Regions from separate parts of the Homo sapiens genome. Here region 1 is linked to region 2. A link is a loop called in an ENCODE intact Hi-C map of the cell type or tissue named here. Cell type or tissue: chondrocyte. All regions are shown on one strand. Each heading gives the region's core, and the rest is flanking DNA. Links, peaks and the distances in the headings are about the cores only. Region 1 overlaps LOC124902807 (potassium/sodium hyperpolarization-activated cyclic nucleotide-gated channel 4-like). Region 2 has its middle 11 kb from the start of ACCSL.

Region 1 (8,285 bases), core at 286-8,285, 460 kb before region 2:
GGAATCCTTTTCCTAGACTTCCTCCCTGAGGGACTTCCCTTGGTTGATATCATGGGAGCTGGACTGTTTTTCCTTCTCCAAATCCAGTACATTACCTACTGGCATTTTTCGTGGTGCTTGGGGAGGAGACAGTCGACGCAGGCAGGAGTTTCTGGGCTTCGCTCACCCTGAAAGAGAGGAGACTCAGTTCTTTTCAAGGGCTTCGTGATAAGCAGCCTACTCCCACAAGCCCTCTGGGGGAGCATTGGGGGAACGAGTCCTCCTCATGCTTGGGATGCTCTGGAATGAGCTGGCAATGCAGAAGGCGGTTTTCACCTTGGACAGGTTCCACATCAGTCTATTCATTTGCAGGGTCTTTAGCTTGACTGCTCAGACAGGAATTGGGCACCACAGCCCTTAGTACAGGATGATGAGACAGCTCGGGAAGCCAATTTCACCAGCTCCAGCCCAGACATCCTCCAAAGGACCTGACTGAGGAGTAGGGGAAATGGAGATGCTAGCTATGGAGGTCTAACTTTCTGCAGATGTTTCTGCGGAGCTTCCAAGCCCCTCTCTGTCTTGATTACTGGAGCAAGACAGAAACAAGGCAGAGAGGCGCCCTCTTCTGGGAGGGAGGAGCAAAGACATTGAATCCACCAGGAAGCCGGCGTTACACCAGCATAATTTTGGCTGCTGCCCTTAAAGTTCTGATGTGCATTTCTTCCATTTCCAACGCTACCTTACTTGTTAGGACTAGATTCTGGGTTTGCTTAAAAGTTGTTAAGTGATTTTAAATGAATCTGTCTTGATCTCAACATCAGACACAATAACACTCAGCCACTATATACAGCATAGAAAGCAGTTACATTCTAAAGTGCCCTGCTCTGTATAGTTTCAATAGTCCAAACAGAAACCATGTGGCTTCTGTGAATGTGCCCACACACATGAATTTATGCTTACACATACCTAATTTCATATCTAAAAACATACCTACTCTGTGCCTTTAAAAACATGTTTAGCCTGACATTTTCATTAATCCAAGGAGACTTTATTGAAACACTGCCGGCGTCTCCTGTCCATCTGGCCACATTTGATGACCCCATGTGATAAGTCATCTTCAGTGCAAGAACCAGGGCCGCCTCCCTCTCATTGATATTTCTCCTGACTGCACACCTCCCAACTGCAGCAACATTCTCACATGCATGCATGTATGCAATCGTGAGCTAAAAATAAACAGCTGCTGATGGGCTGCCAGAGGGTGTCCTCCATACACAGCAGACGTCCTCTGTCTCCCTTTAGTAGGCACAGCTAAAGCCACAGACAGGAATTGAGGGTAGTGGATGGGCTAAGCTTAACCCCAAATCTCTCAGGCAAGTTACAAAGAGTAGGAGATCCTGAAAAGGGAGATGACACAGCTGAGGCCCATGATCATTCTCTCCCAGGCCTTGTGCCCCAAATCCAAGTGATAACCTCTGGAAAAGTGTTTACTGGCATCAAAGGAAACCATTGCAGGGAAGGTCGATAATTAGGGTTAAGAAAGAAGATCAGCCATTCCTCCAGCCATGATTGTAAATAGCTCTCTGCTTTCTGGTTTTCCCCCTCTCAGGGCAGAAGTTATCCAAGTGGATCTAGGATATGTGTGCATTTAAGGAGGGTGATTTGTGTGCATGTGGTTTTGTTCAGATCTTCCAATCTGCAAGAATTCTCCCCACCTCCATCACTCATCAATCAAGAAACCCTTTGTCATGCTGAGGTGTGGCATTTCTTCTGCTGAAAACCTCAGATTCAGACACACCCCACACACCCTGAGACACACACATCCACACACACATGCACACCCTTCCTCACCCTTAGGAAGCAAGCTCCATTCAGATTGGTTTAAAAATAGCACTAATCCATTGAGCTCATTTTTCAGGGACATTATTTTAAGCAGAAAAAAGATATCCTGGTCTTTGAGAGGGAGAAAGGGTAAACGTCACCTCGCCTTAAAAAGTCCTGATAATGTCGCTGGAGACTAAGCATTTGCAGTCTTTGTTGAATTTTCTCCTCCTCCTACCATTCAACAAAAGTTATTTATTCCAGAATACCCTGCTATCTGGGTATTTATAGAGGTGAGTTTCCTCTTCGGGTGGAGAGCAGAGGGGAAAGCCGCAGTAGCAAGCCGGACACTCCCCTCTGGGCGCTCCCCACCGCCAGAACTGACGCCTTCGAGGGCGGTGGATTTGTGAATCAGCTCCCCTTTCCCCCACACAGGGGAGCCCCTAAATGGCTGCTGGCCATTTGCAAAGGGTTGTGTGCATGTGTGTATTTAATTGCAGGCTTATTTGTTTCTGCTCTGGGAGTCTGTCCGTCTCTCTGTAACTCGGATCATTGCTCTCTGGGAAGCTGTATAACTGGCTGATTCCGTGGGAGACCAGGCAGGATGCGTGGGCGCAGGAAACAGAAGAGGGAAAAGGAGGGAGAAAAAGAGAGCAGGAGGGAGAGAGCGGGAGCCTTAGAATCTGTTATTTGCGTCACTCGAGGAGCCGGGGCTATCTGCCCGACAAACACACAGAATTAATCCGAGTTACAGCCATAGCTGTCTATGCTACAGTGACCAGATGAGAAAGGGCGGGGAAAGGACGCGCGCGGGAGCGTGTGCACGGCCGAGTTTGCATTGGGCGTCTTGGGAGAGTTTGGGGAGGGGGCTGTCCTGCTGGGCACGCCCCTCGGGGCCCCGCTTGCCCGGTGCAGACTAGGCTGCAGCCTGCTCTGCAGCTGCCCAGCCCAAGCCTGGGGTGGCGCCCGCCTCGGCCGCCTCGCCTGCTCAGTGGCTGCGTGGAACACAAAGCGCTGTCTCCGAGCAGAAGCGTCTTCTCAGCTGAACCAGACCCACCAAAGAGGAGAATCTGCACGTGACGTCAGTAGCTGATGACTGACGCAGGCTGGCAAAGGAGACTCAAGGCGGCTGCTCCGCGCTGCCTTCATGAGTCTATTTTCTCCAGCCCCCTCGTAGTGAATTACTAGAACGCAAAACACACACACAGACACACATATGCAGCTTTCAAAATATACATTTCCAAAGGCGGTGTGTTGCAAACACAACGCGATTTTGCAGAGCGTGGGTGGGAAACGTGGGAAGGGTATGGATGATTTTTTTTTTCCTCATCTGGGAATCTCCATCGTGGATAGCAATCGCTTCTAGAGCTCTCCTGGGAAGCTCCTCTGGGGAAGGGGCTATGCCCCCCCACCCCCTACTTTCCTCAGCATGTAGGGAATCTGATCAATGGAGACATGCAGCTCTAAGAATACAACCACTCCAACGCCTTCTGCTCGGGGAGACTGCGAGGAGCTTGCAACAGGCAGAGACAGATGGGAGTTAACGGGAGGGAGGGAGAATATAAGAAATATTTGGGTATTTTTCTGATTTGAAAAACATTTTCTGCAGTTATGCAAGTGAGTCTGGTGGTGCAGGAAAAAAAAGTGAGGAGGGGGCGTTTAATGCACATTTAATGTTTTGGAAGTAAGGTTCCAGCGAAATGCCTTTGTGTGTGGAGGTTTTTTCAGTACTTGCTAAAAATAGCATCAGGGTTTGATCGTGTTCCAGAAATAAACCGAGGGCTGTACTGGGATAAAAAGCCAGCGCGGGTGGAAGAAAACCTGGACATCACCGCATTCCTCCCCCCACAACTATGTCTGGAAATTAATTGTTGGATTTTTCCTCTCCTCTCTCCTCTTTCCATCCACTTTCTCTTTCCTCCCCCTATGTTTCTCTTTCTCTCTCTTAAGGAGTTCCCGTTTGGGTAAGTAATATTATGTCATGTGCATGCCGCAGACTGTGAGTATGAGCTGACGCTTACTTTGTGCATGCTCCGGGGTTCTTTTTTGGCTGCCTTTTTTGCCCCTTCTAAAGAGGATAGTGGGACTGACTAGGGGGTAAGGGGTGTAGCTGTGTGCGTGTGTATGTGTATAATGAATTTGGGGCTGCATGCAAAGAAACCGAGAGAGGGAATTCTTGCAGAGCCGGGAATCACCCTGACGAATCTCTGAATCAATAGCTGCTGCAACTCTCTCTCGCGTTATGGGTCGGCGCTGTTGAGCTCGGTTTTCTCGATGGCCCCCTCCCCTCCCCATTTTCTCTGTCTTAAAGGATGGCCAGACACGATTTAATGGGCCATATCTCTGAGAGATTAATGGAGACTGTGCAATATAGATCAAAATTGCATGGATGGGGTTGGGTAAAGAGAGGGAAAAATCTCTACTCCTTTGACAAACCTCCCTTTTGGTTCCGGTCCGGGAACTAAGGACGGCGACCCTGGTTCGGGCTGGCCCAAGACTCGGTTGCTGTCCACGGAAGATAGGTGCTGAAAATGCCTTGGTCCTCAGTGAGTTCAGTTCCGTGCGCCAGGGGGCGGGGTTGGCGCCAGCTGCGGTTAGCCCCGCCCTGGATGCAGGAGAGGGATACGGGGACGAGAGGGTTAAGGATGTTCAAAGGGATAGTCGTGACTTCGGTGAGAGCTTTGGGGGGAAGGAGGGGTGAGTGGGAAGGAAAGGAAAAAAGATTTAAAGGAGGGGGAGCGAAGTGTTAGATTCGAGGATGAGCCAAGGCCCGGCGTTTCAGGAATGGAAGGCCAGTGGCTCACCGGCTTTCCCTGCAGAGGCCAGGCACTATCCGGGTCTCCATTCCCAGGATCCCGCACCTTCCCGCCAGTGGGTTTGAAAGATTTCTCCTCGGTGATGGTGACTCAAAATAAGAGCCTATAGGTTGTTTTATTCGGACCCTCGTCCCCTCCCACTTCATGCCCCCCATACCCCCGTATTCTGTAATTCCCGGGAGGTGTGTAAAGTAGTGTGGTGTGGCATTTTTCTTATTATTCCCCCCTTTTCGCATGCTAGTCATAGAAGCCCCAAGTGAGTTGGTGGAATTAGTGAATTAGAAGCCAAAGCACAGGAGTTGCTGGTGCGATGCGCAGAGAATCCAAGCTAGGGAACATCGCGGGGCGCCTTAAAGCCAAAAGCTAAAGGAGTCTAAATCAGCCTGAAGGGAAATTGGGGAGGAGGTGTTCTCTAAGTTGCCAAATGTTATTGGGAATACCATCAGCTCTCTGGGGTTGTGGGCTGGACCCAGACTGAGATTCAGTGCAGTCAGCTCCAGACACTTTGGCCGAATCTGTGGCCAGACAGGTGAGGAGGGAGGAAGATTATCAGAGGCAGAGGGGGAATGAGTATCACGCGCACACAAAGACATTCATGCTGATTAACTCCAGGAGAGGGAGAATAAAAGTACATCCTCAAGCTGGCCCGTGAGGATGGGCTGTAGACTGTGGGAGAAATGAAGCACTCTTGCAGGTCTGCAGTAAGATTTGTGTACGTGCAGGAATATTTTATATGTTTATTAAAAAATATAAACTCGGGACGGTGAGGTAAGTATTAGTGGGGCTAGCCTTCAGGACAGAGAAGAGACCAGGTCTCTCTGCTTCATTCACCCCTTCCCTTCTGTCAACAGCCTCTGGCTTTAGTGACCTGACCCCGATACAGGGTAACAGGGGTGCAGCCCGGGCCGGGGGATGAGAGGGTGGGTGAGTTATGTTTAGCTCAGAAGCCGTCCCTCTCTCGGAAGGTTCCCTGACTGAGACTGAATATTCAACTCATAATAGTAACAAGGGCTTTTACCGATGTGCAGAATAACACAAATAACGCTGCAACCCACACTTTGTCTTGACAATTCAGTTCAAACCAAAGCTGCTCACAGCCTCTCGGCCCACCCCGCGGCCTCCTCGTCATTCACTGGGACCTACTGGTTCCCTTTCCCAAGCCTCGCCCCTCTCAGCCCTGCAAGTTGCGTGGTTGTGTTTACAAATTCTGCCACAATTGCAAAGGAAATAGGGGTGGGGGGAGCGGTCGGGGCGGGAGTGGTGGTAGCGCCAATAAAGCACTTGCAACACGTGGAGCGGTGGTTGGGGGGAGGTGTCCAAGAGTCAAGAAGGGGGCGGAGGGACACCCCATGGCCTCATTTCCACCTCCCCATTCTTCCCCACCCCTTCTCATTGCTTGGCACAATGCACAAGTTTACCCCCCGAACTGGATCCTATTAAATAATTCAATGGTAGCGGTGTAATTTTGGTTGGAACCAGCACGGATTCCCAAGTCGTGACTGCAAAAAGTGAGTAATGCGCGCTGGCTGCGTCATGGCTCTAGTCACAGTTCATTCCGAACTGAGAAGGAATCGTGACTTCGCCTGGAGACGTCCCCTACATGGGAGATGGGGGGCGGGGGGGCACCAAATCAGTGGGGACGGGGGTGGGGGGGAAGACCTATCCAATGAAAACCGCTGCCAGGGGGGCATTTGAACTCCGTCGCTTGCTGTCTCGCTGTCCCCTCTCTGCCCCGCGCACCTCGCTCCCCCTCCCGGCCGGCGCTCGCAGTGGCGCGCCTGCTCGCTCTCCCGCTAAGCGACGAGTCTTCAACAAGTTGGAGGAAGGCAGGAACGCAGGGGTTAAGCTCGGAAAGCCGCAATTACCAAGATCGTGACCCTCCCACACAGTACAGTAACTTATATACTTACCTGGAAGAACCCGCTTTGCCGCCGGGCAAACACCCGTGGGGGGCGGGGAGGGGCCGGAGGGAGCGGGCCGGCAGGAGAGGGGCTGCTTCCAGCTGGCTGCAGTGCGGACGGGACCGGCGCGCTCCCGTGGCCCCCAGACCGAGGTAAGGAGCAGGGAGTCGGCGCCCGGGTCGGCTGGTGGTCGGTCGGCTCACTGGTAGTCGGTCGGCTCACGGGTAGTCTGAGCAGAACTTTTTTTTCCCAGTTGCCCCGCGCCGCGGCGGCGGCGGGCGCAGACCGCGGAGCCCCTCTGGCGCGGCGGGCGCGCAGACGCTCGGAGGGTGTGTGCTTGCGTCTGTCAGTCCCGGAGCCGAGGGGATGCCGTGGGAGGGTGAGTGGGTCGCGGAGCTGCAGGAGGGTGATGGATGGGCGAAGGGGGTGGGTCGACAGGGACTTGAAGACAGTGCCTCCACCGTCGAGAGACGTTTTCTCCGGGCGTGCTGGGCGAGGGTGGGAGTGTGTGTGCGCGCGCGCGCGCCCGCCCGCACGTCGATTCCAGGGTGCCAAAGAACAAATATGGCAACTTTCCCCCCAAGTTCTTGCAATGTTTGCAGTAACCCATCCTGGGTGAGGTTTCCCCCACTGGGGGACTATACTGCTAGGGAGGGAGATAGTCAGGACGTCCCTTAGCCCACACCCTGCTTAGGTACTAATGGGGGGGGGGAGGGGCAGGAGAGGATGTGGGAAGGGTGGCGCTGCACTGCGAAGAAGGGCAACCCCTCAAAGTTTGGATGGATGGGATGGAGGAGGGGGCCGAGCGGGATGGAGGAAGAGGGAGGGAGGAAGAGGGAGGGAGGGAGAGTGAGGGAAGGAGATCTCCTTTCTCCCCATCTCTAGTCTTCCCTCCCCTCCTTTCTTCCTCCCGCAGAAGGTGGAATCTCCCGTCGTTGTGGGGTCAGGCAGTCAATGACGGGTTCGCCCCTTGTTGTTCCCCCTAGCATTCTGCAGAATGGGTAGAGAGTTGGGGGCGGGGGGGTGGGCTGCAGAGTTGAAAGTGCACCTGAGGCGAATGGGCCATTAAACACCCAATACTGAGACGGTTTCGGGGAGGATGCGGAGGGAGGAGCTTCACCTAGTTGAGCATTCAGAACTTTGGGTGGGAAAGGGGGTGTTGAGACATTCTCAATTTTCTAGAAATAGGATGACTAGTGTGGAGTTTGGGTTTATTTTATGTTCATCTTTGTCATTTTTCGTCTGGATCTTCTGGCTTGGGTCCCGTTGGGAGAGGTCGCTCTCTTAAACCTCTCTTTCCCAATACATCGCGCTACCCCCTCACTTGGGCTGGAATGAGGAGGGGGTCCTGAACCGCTTTTTTTGGCAACAACAATATTTTAACATGTTCCAGTCTAGGTTTTGTTGAATAATTAGAAATGGAAATATTTTTTTCTCCCTCCCCCTTCTGAAAAAAAAGGGGGAAATGTGAGCTCTCTTCTGATTGGTGGGTGACGATTTTAGTCCGCACCAATGAGCTGGCGGCCTCGTCTGTATTTATTTAGTGCTCTGGGGGAGTTTTTCTCTTTACGCAGCGCCTGTAGTCACGGCTGGAACCTTGGCTGGGGGACTCTGAGGGATAAGAGGGGATTCGGGGGGAATCCGAACTGTACCTGTTCAGAGATCCGCGACCTTGCAGCCGGGGCTGGCGGAACTCTGATAGGGAGATAGAGGGATAGGACAGGCAGGCGGGGAGGCTCCGGGTGCTGGGGCGACAGGAAAGGGGTGGAGG
Region 2 (8,325 bases), core at 46-8,045:
CAGTAGGTCAGAATGGGCCTTTCAGAATCAAGGAAAAGCCCTCCTGCCAAGAATTTTCCCAGTGGGAAGGAACTCACAAATGTGGTATGACTGGGAGGAAAAGTCCCACAGAAACTCTCAGCTCATCATCTCTGAGAGGCTCCCCCGAGGGAGACGCGGGTGGAGACTTCTCTACAGAGCTCAAGCCTCCCTGGCGACAGTGGGAGGAGTCGGCAGGAACTCCCTCCAAAATGTTTCTTGTATCAGCCTCAGTCTCAGAAGACTGGTGAGTGCACAGTGGAGTAAGGCTCAACAAAAGTTAATAATGAAAGAATGAAAGTTTAAATGGTCAGGTGGACGAACAGTCGGGTTTGGTGGATGGCAGGATGGAACTTGGAAGGAAGAGGCTCAAATTTATATTTGTTATTTCACATAACCTCTCCAGCCCTCCTCCCTGACCTTCCTTCACAGAGGAGAAACTGAAGCCCAGAGATGCTTAGTAACTCACCCATGGCCACGTAGTTTGCCTGGCCACGTGGTCTGTAAGTGGCTGAGCTGGGACTTGAACTTGCGGCATGAACCCTGGGCTCTTGACAAAAACTCCGTATCAGACCACAACACACCATACCATACCTCTTGAAGAGAAAGGAACTTCTTAGGGAATCCTGGCAAACAGGCCCAGAAAATGAGCAGATGAATTCAGTGCCTGCCAAAGCCAGATAGCAACCCCTTCCCAGCCAGGGAACCAGGCCATTGACACGGCCACCACTGTTGTCTCCAGCCTCCTCACCCCCAGCATGCCCAGGGCTGAGGTCATTTGATCTCCCCCACAGCACCAGAGTTCTTAAAGGGGGCCCCTCGGATTTGAAATGTGGGTGACAGTGGTAGATAGTGTCAATGGAAAATGAAACAAAACCCTTTTCTTTGTGTCCCAAGCAGGATACCAAGTCCTGGGCAGGGGGAGAAATGGGTCACTGGAACAAAATCCTCTTTGACAGCTGAAGCAGGAAGACCTTGTTTGGGGGGAGAGTAAACAGAAAGGGCCCAGAAAAGACTGACTTCACTGAGCCGCAGCTCTGGCAAGGAAAACAGCTTATTCATATTTGAAGAGGTATTGGATGCTGGTGGCATCCTAAGTGCTGGAAGGAAGGGAGACACTGCCATCAAAATACATCTAAGCAAAGTAATGAGATGCAGGAGCCCGAGAAAGAAGACATTGGCAGAAGGGATGGGGGTGGGGGCAGTGGGTGGGAAGGAAAGGAACTGGAGGGAGAGGGGTCAAGCCCAGCCGGGCTTGGGCTGTCATTGTGCAGCCATTTCAGTGGCAGCCCCATTTGGTTTGCCTGGAATATGATTCTCCATCTTTGGGGGCGTCTAATGCAAGCTGTGGTCATTATCATCCCCCTAACACCACATGTACATGTAGATACAATTTAGGGTGGGGGTCCACCCACACCCCATCTGGGACTGTGGGTCTTCATGAGCAGTGTGTAGCCCATAGCTCACCCCAGAGACTGGGTCAGCGAGGCACAGGTGGGACTTGGCATTTGTTTTTGGAAAAAAGCTTCCCAGTGATTTTGACATGGCCCCTGGCTGAGCATATTGCTCTGGGGCTCCAGGAAACCCCGATGAAGACCTTAGCTTTTGAGGAGCAAGGATGCTCTATTAGTCTGTTTTCATGCTGCTGATAAAGACATACCTGAAACTGAGTAATTTATAAAGAAAAAGAGTTTTAATGGACTCACAGTTCCACATGGCCGAGGAGGCCTCACAATCATGGTGGAAGGCAAAAAATATGTCTTACATGGTGGCAAGCAAGAGAGAGAGAGAGAGAGCTTGTACAGGGAAATTCCCCTTTATAAAACCATCAGATCTCATGAGACTTATTCACTATCATGAGAACAGCATGGGAAAGACCCATCCCCATGATTCAATTACCTCCTACCAGGTGCCTCCTATGAAGTGTGGAAATTGTGGGAGCTACAATTCAAGATGAGATTTGGGTGGGGACATACCCAAACCATATCAGGTGCTTCATTCTAGCAATGAGAACAAGTGAATTTTAAGTCAGGGAATGAACCTCACAGAGTCCCAGGCACCCTGAGTGGTTCAGGGGCCTCTAGCCAGCTCCACAAGGCAATGAGTAACTCACACAGTAGCTCTAGAGCACCTGTATTATCTTCCCATCATGCTCATAGTAAAAGCTAAAGTGGCTATCCAGGTTTATGAAATCTTGCAGATCCATTCCTCAACTACAGCAAATACACTCTCTTATCCCAGGGCCTTTGCACTTGGCATTCCCTCTGCCTGGAACATTCTTCCTTCCCCCAGAGATCCATGTAGGTTCCTCCTTTGCTTCCTGTGGGTCTTTGCCCAACTATCCTACCTAAATAGCACCCCCTCTTGCTCTCAATATCCTACCCAACTTGAGTTTTCTTCACAGCACTTACCCAATTACATTATACTTATTTATATATGTTGCTCATTTTCTGTCACCTGCTTTAGGTAAATTGCAAGAGGGTTGTGTCTGTCTCGTTGCCGTCTCTCTTCCCAGCACCTAGAGCAGTGTCTAGCATGTCAGTTGCTCAATAAATACTTGTTGAGTGAATGAATAATGCTAATTCCTTCCTCTCTGTTGTCCAACAGGACACAGATGTCATTTTCAACTGTGGTTAAAAATTCCCTGGAAAGCAGAGAGCTGGTTTTTGGATCTGTTTTCCCATGTAAACAGTAAACAAGTAAACAAAAAGCAGCTACTTGGCATCTACGGTATGCTCAGCCACCATGGGCTTAAGGGAGAAAGAAGCAGAGTAAAGCATTAGTTCCTCTCTTCAAGATCTTCACAGTCTGGGTCTGAGTGCTAAGGCCAGAGAATATCTGGGAGGCATTAGAACCATAAAGAATAGCTGAAGGGGCAGGGCACGGTGGCTCAGGCCTGTAATCTCAGCGCTTTGGGAGGGCGAGGCAGGCGGATCACTTGAGGCCAGGAGTTTGAGACTAGCCTGGCCAACATGGTGAAACCTTGTCTCTACTAAAAATACAAAAATTAGCCAGGCATGGTGCTGCATGCCTGTAGTCCTAGCTACTGAAGTGGCTGAGGCAGGAGAATTGCTTGAACCTGGAAGGTAGAGGTTGCAGTGAGCCGAGATCACGCCATTGCACTCCAGCCTGAGCCATAGAGTGAGACTCTGTGTAAAAAAAAAAAAAAAAAAAAAAAAGAAAGAAAGAAAAGAATAGTTGAAGTTCCGAGGGGGCTGGAGCAGTCAGGGAACTTTTCTGGAGAAGGGGAGAACTTCAGTGCCCTTTGAAAAACAGTCCCTGCAATGTAAGTGGTTTGAGCCAGACTGTTCCCCAGGGGGCAACCAGGTAGCAACCAACTGGGTAACTGGCCTTCGGCCCCCGCTGGAGGAAAGTGGGCAAGAGCCATTAGGACCCCGACATGGTGACCTTCCTCCTCCCCAGGATCCCCATTCCAGGTCACCTCATACAACCTAGAGACCAGGCCAGACCTAAAGGAATTGTTAGGGTCCTGTCACTGTGGCCCAGGAATCTGTGAAGAGAATACTCTGGGCCTGGATTCAGACAGGTCTGCAGTCAGGCCCAAGCAAGTAGCATGAACTTGGACAAGATTGAGGAACCTCGCTGGGCCTCAGTTTTGTTACCTATAAAATGGGGCCAAGGACACGTTCCTCATTGAATTGTTGGGAGGCCCGTTATATGGAACCCAGGGCCCAGTATTACAGATTCCCAGGTTCTATGCCAGGTGCTGTGGTGCACACCTGCAATCCCAGCACTTTAGGAGGCCAAGGTAGGTGGATCACTTGAGGCCAGGAGTTTGAGACCAGCCTGGCCAACATGGCAAAACCCTGTCTCTACAAAAAATACAAAAATTACCCATGTGTGGTGGTGCACACATGTAATCCCAGCTACTTGGGAGGCTGAGGCAGGAGCATCGCTTGAACCCTGGGGGCAAAGGATGCAGTGAGTCAAGATCGCCCCACTGCACTCCAGCCTGGGTGACAGAGCAAGACACCAGCTCAAAAAAAAAAAAAAAAAAAGATTCCCAGGTTCTGGCATGGACGGGCCAGGGTCTTGCCAGGTAGGTTCCTCTACCTCTCTCTGGACCACAGTTTCCTTGATGGGTTGGGGACCTTTTGCAGTCTCTTCCCACTGGCTGCACCTCTGTGCCTTCCAGGCTGCTGTCTCCAAAGTGAGTTTGTATGAGGCCAGTGACCACTTAGAAGCCCAGAGAACTGAAGTCAAGGGAGAAAAGGTTATGCAATCTGGAGGGATGGGGAGAGCTGAGGGCAGCTGGGTCAGTGTCCCTGGAAGAGGAATTCTCCTCCTTTCCCCATCTCCCACTGCCTACCTCCACCTTTCCCCAACCTTGGAACCTACAGGCCTTCTAAATTAGGCCATGCCAGATGTTGTACTTGGAATTTGTTTGCTTTTGGAGCAGAGATGCCAAAGGGGTGGTAGCAGGAACAGTCGTATTTGCCAATTCTGGATTCTAATCCTATCACTAGATTCTGGTTGTGACAGTGACCAAGGTACCCAACCTCTCTGAGCCCTGAGTCCTGTCTGTAAAACAGAAATACTAAGAGATCCCAAGAGCCACCAGCGGTTGCAGTGGGTCAGAAAAGAGATGCAATTGCCTGCTCCCAGCCTTTCTGAGGTCACGCACGCGCGGATGGCGCACTGGCTGCTCCTTGTCTGGCCTCTTCTATACTCCTCTCACCCGCTGCTTCTCTGAGTCTGCAGTGCTGGCTGGCCTGAGTTTTCTGCACTAGGCAAGAAAATAAGGGTTTAGCGACCCCTCTTGGCAAATCCGTGTTACAGCTGCTGTAGTCAGGGTGCCCGCAGCAGAGAGGCTCCCAGGCTGTGGAAGGTGAAGTTTTTCCACTGGGTAAATCTTCACTCTACTGTCAACATTCACAAGGTGCCTGCAACTGATTGATTTCTTCATTCTTGTCTTCAGTCATTGAAAGATTAGTTAGAAATGAATATTCAACAAATATTAACTAAAAACTCCCTGTGTGCCTTGGAACTATGGTAGAACGTGAATAGTGTACAGACCAGAAGGGGGCCCAGACCTTAGAAAATTGCATTATGGTATTCATCCATCCATGCATCCATCCATCCATCCATCCATCCATCCATCCATCCACTTGGTCATTCATTTATTCATTCACAGACATTATTGAGCTCTTCCATGGGCCAACCACCCTTCTTTGCGTTTGAGAAATATCAGTAAACAAAGCAATTGAAGACCTCTGCCCTCATGGAGTTTACCTTCTAGAGAAGGGGACTGAAAATAAACGATGCATGTAATAAATGAGTACATTATATAGTATGCTTGAAGGGGAAAAGTGCTATAAAAATGAAAGGTGGGATGGAGGAGGGGGAACTGCAGTGTGGTGAGCATGAGGAGCGGGTTGTAGAATTAAATAGGTGGTCATAGCAGGACTCTGGGAGAAGGTGAGCTTTGAGCAAAGCCTTGAAGGAGATGAGGGAGTGAGCCAAGCAGGTATCTGAGGACAGAGTAGCCCAGACGCTGGATTCATGTTAGAGCCAAGACTCTAAAGCACTGCCTACCTGTTGTGTTTTATACAGAGGGCATGAACAAAGTATGTGGGAACATAGGCATGGGTCCCTTTATCTGCCTGAGGAGTTAAGGAGGAAGGCTCCTTGGAGGAGGTGATAAAAGAGCTTAGACTTGAAGTATAAGCAGGAATGCGCAGAGTGGGCAAGCCTCTGACAGGGCTTTCCAGTGGAGAGGCAGCATGTGCAAAGGCCCGGGGGAACAAGAAATCCTGGTGTGCTGGGAGAGTTAAGGAGGCTCAATGATTTGGGTTGTTAGAGGGTAGAGTTAGAGGGTAGAGTGAGGGGGAGAGGAATGCAAAGGATGAGAGTAGGGAGCTAGATGTGACTGATTATTCCAAAGCTCTATTTGCCACACTGAAGAGCTTGCAAATGATGGCTACAGGGCTGAAATCAACGGGCAAAATGACTTTGCTTGGCTGGCCTTACTTTTTAAAAAATTTTGAATGCCTATTGGAGGAATAGGCAGGCTTCCATTAGCCTATGTCCTCCCCAACCTCTCCCTTTTCCTTAAGTCAGCATTGTACTTGTGTCGCCACTGTGTCCCTGAAGGTATTTGAATTTGCAGTCTCTGTAAGGTGAAGGGGAACTGTCAAAGGATCTTGAGCACAGGAAATAGGGGATCAGACTTTTCCATTGGAAAGTTTATTCTGGGGCTCCTTCAAGTCAGGGGATTTATTTCTTCATTTTGATGCTCCCAGGGTCTAAGACAATACTTGGTATCTAATAGGTGCCCGGTGGATTGTTTTTAGTTTTGTTTTTAATGAATGGGGAATGAATAAACAAATGACAGAGGAGATGGGCTCCCAGTGCAGGACAGGATGGGGGATATGTGAGGTCCTGCCCTCTGGGGTAAGGTGCCTGCCCACAGCTAATGCTTCCTTTAGGTGTGGAATCTACTATGGCACTGTCTTTCCAAGAGTCTTCCAGAATCACCTGTCATGCTTGTTTTAAAAAGCAGATTCCTACCACTCAGCCATAAAAAAGGAATGAATTAATGGCAATCACAGCAACCTGAATGGGATTGGAGACTGTTATTCTAAGTGAAGTAACTCAGGAATGGAAAACCAAACATTGTATGTTCTCACTAATAAGTGGGAGCTAAGCTATGAGGATGCAAAAGCATAAAAATGACACAATTGATTTTGGGGACTCGGGGGGAAAGGATGGGAAGGGGGTGAGAGATAAAAGACTATAAATTGAGTTCAGTGTATACTGCTTGGGTGATGGGTGCACCAAAGTCTCACAAATCATCATTAAAGAACTTACTCATGTAACCAAACACAGCCTGTTTCCCAAAAACCTATGGAAATAAAAAATAAATAAAATGCACATTCCTGGGTTCAGTTATACACCTACTGAATTGGAATCCTACTGATGTGGAGCCCAGGCACCTGTGTGTTAAACAAGCTCTCATTAAAGTTTGCAAAGAGGCACAAGGCAGAGTATTCTGGGGCTACAGGCTGCCTTGGCCTTGCTTCTGTGTAGACCCCTAGAGAAAGCAGCACAGCAGCTAGCTGCCCAGGGCAAGCCTGGCAAGCCCACAGCACATAGTCATGGGCGGTTCCACCTGCCCTATCACTTTAGCATATCTGCTCCCGTCTAGTCCTCATACCACCCTCGGGGAGGTAGGTTTCATTACTGCCATCTTTAACAAGGAGAAACTGAAAACCAGAAAGGCTAGGTGGGTTTGCCAAGGCCACACAGGCAGGGGGGCCTGGGCAGATTGGGATCCAGCTCTCCTGGGTCTCCTTCCTGATCTTTCTTGCCAAGTTGTCTTTTCTGCCCTGGGTTAACCCACTTCAGCTTGTTCTCAAATCATGACCTCCTCAGATATGGGGAAAAGTCAGTAGCTCATTTGTGTTTTAATTGGGAGTCCCTTGCTCTAGTAGTTCTCAGTAGTTTGTAAGTATTAGAATCACCTGGTGGTCTTGATAAAGTACGTAGGCCCAGGCCTAGCCTACTTCAAAGAGCCTGGTCCTGTAGCACTTGATTAGTTCTCCAGGTGATGCCAATACCCTCCAAAGTTTGAGAACCGTGGCTTCAATGAGTGGTTCTCCCTGGGTGGGCGTTGCAAAGCCTTTTCTCTGTAATGGGGCAAAGAAAGCCCACTTTAGGTAATAGGGAATTCCTGGGGAAGATCACCCTGGATGGGAAAAGGTGGATCTTATTATTACCTCTAAAGTCACCTTGTGCCTACAAGCAGAACATGCAGGCCACAGTGGTAAACACATTCAGTGAGGAGGGCGGCAGAGCAGGTCCCTGAGTGCTGACAGTCAATGATGGTTTGCTCAGTCAGTTTCTAGGCCAGAGAAAAGAAGAGTGAAAACAGATACAGAGGTAAGTGCTGGTGGCAGGGTAATGTGAGCTGTGGGATGTAGAGTGAGAGAGGTACTTTGGACCCGGTGATGCCTAGGGCTCCTGGGCCTCCAGTGAGGTAGGGTCCCTCATGGACTTAGGTGGCTCATGGATCCCCAAAAGTGAATGCCAAGCTTTGAGAGTATGTGCGCCCTTCCAGGGAGAGGCCTTAAGGAGGAATGTTTATAAGGGCAATGGGGCCTGAGGTTGACCAACTTGGGTTTGAAGCTCCCCTTTCCACGTCCTACTCGTACCATCTTGTGTGATTCATTGAGCCTCTGTTTTCTCACCTGTAAAGTGAGTCTAATGATGGTACCCTCCTAATAGGACTGTTTTGAGAATTAAATAACATAAAATACATAAGGAACCTAGACCAGAGCCTGACTT

Evidence for each region. Hi-C counts contacts between places; a loop is a spot of excess contacts. Peaks named below come from ENCODE experiments on the same cell type or tissue, not always from the same donor. Only the 100,000 strongest peaks of a DNase experiment are listed, where the experiment ranks them.
Region 1: a loop joins it to region 2, with 4 times the contacts of the local background. A loop is called at or near these places in 2 of 110 quality-filtered maps.

The regions. Positions count from the first base shown.
Region 1 is chr11:43,572,851-43,581,135 of GRCh38, forward strand. LOC124902807 (potassium/sodium hyperpolarization-activated cyclic nucleotide-gated channel 4-like) reads right to left here. Exons shown (of 3, transcript XM_047428006.1): 1 at 8,167-8,285; 2 at 6,524-7,160. It also overlaps a transcript of HSD17B12 not described here. Among named protein-coding and RNA genes, the nearest start is that of MIR129-2, 4.4 kb to the right of the region's middle. RefSeq lists enhancers at 2,505-3,247, 7,829-8,285 and silencers at 4,169-4,463, 6,359-6,408, 6,509-6,768. In chondrocyte, for the core only: CTCF peaks have their summits at 588 (motif pointing left), 4,367 (motif pointing right), 6,359 (motif pointing left), 6,561 and 2 weaker places; DNase peaks (open chromatin) are centred at 2,730, 6,646 and 6,897.
Region 2 is chr11:44,032,764-44,041,088 of GRCh38, forward strand. It overlaps a transcript of ACCSL not described here. Among named protein-coding and RNA genes, the nearest start is that of ACCSL, 11 kb to the right of the region's middle. In chondrocyte, for the core only: CTCF peaks have their summits at 4,803 (motif pointing left) and 5,032 (motif pointing right); a DNase peak (open chromatin) is centred at 4,705.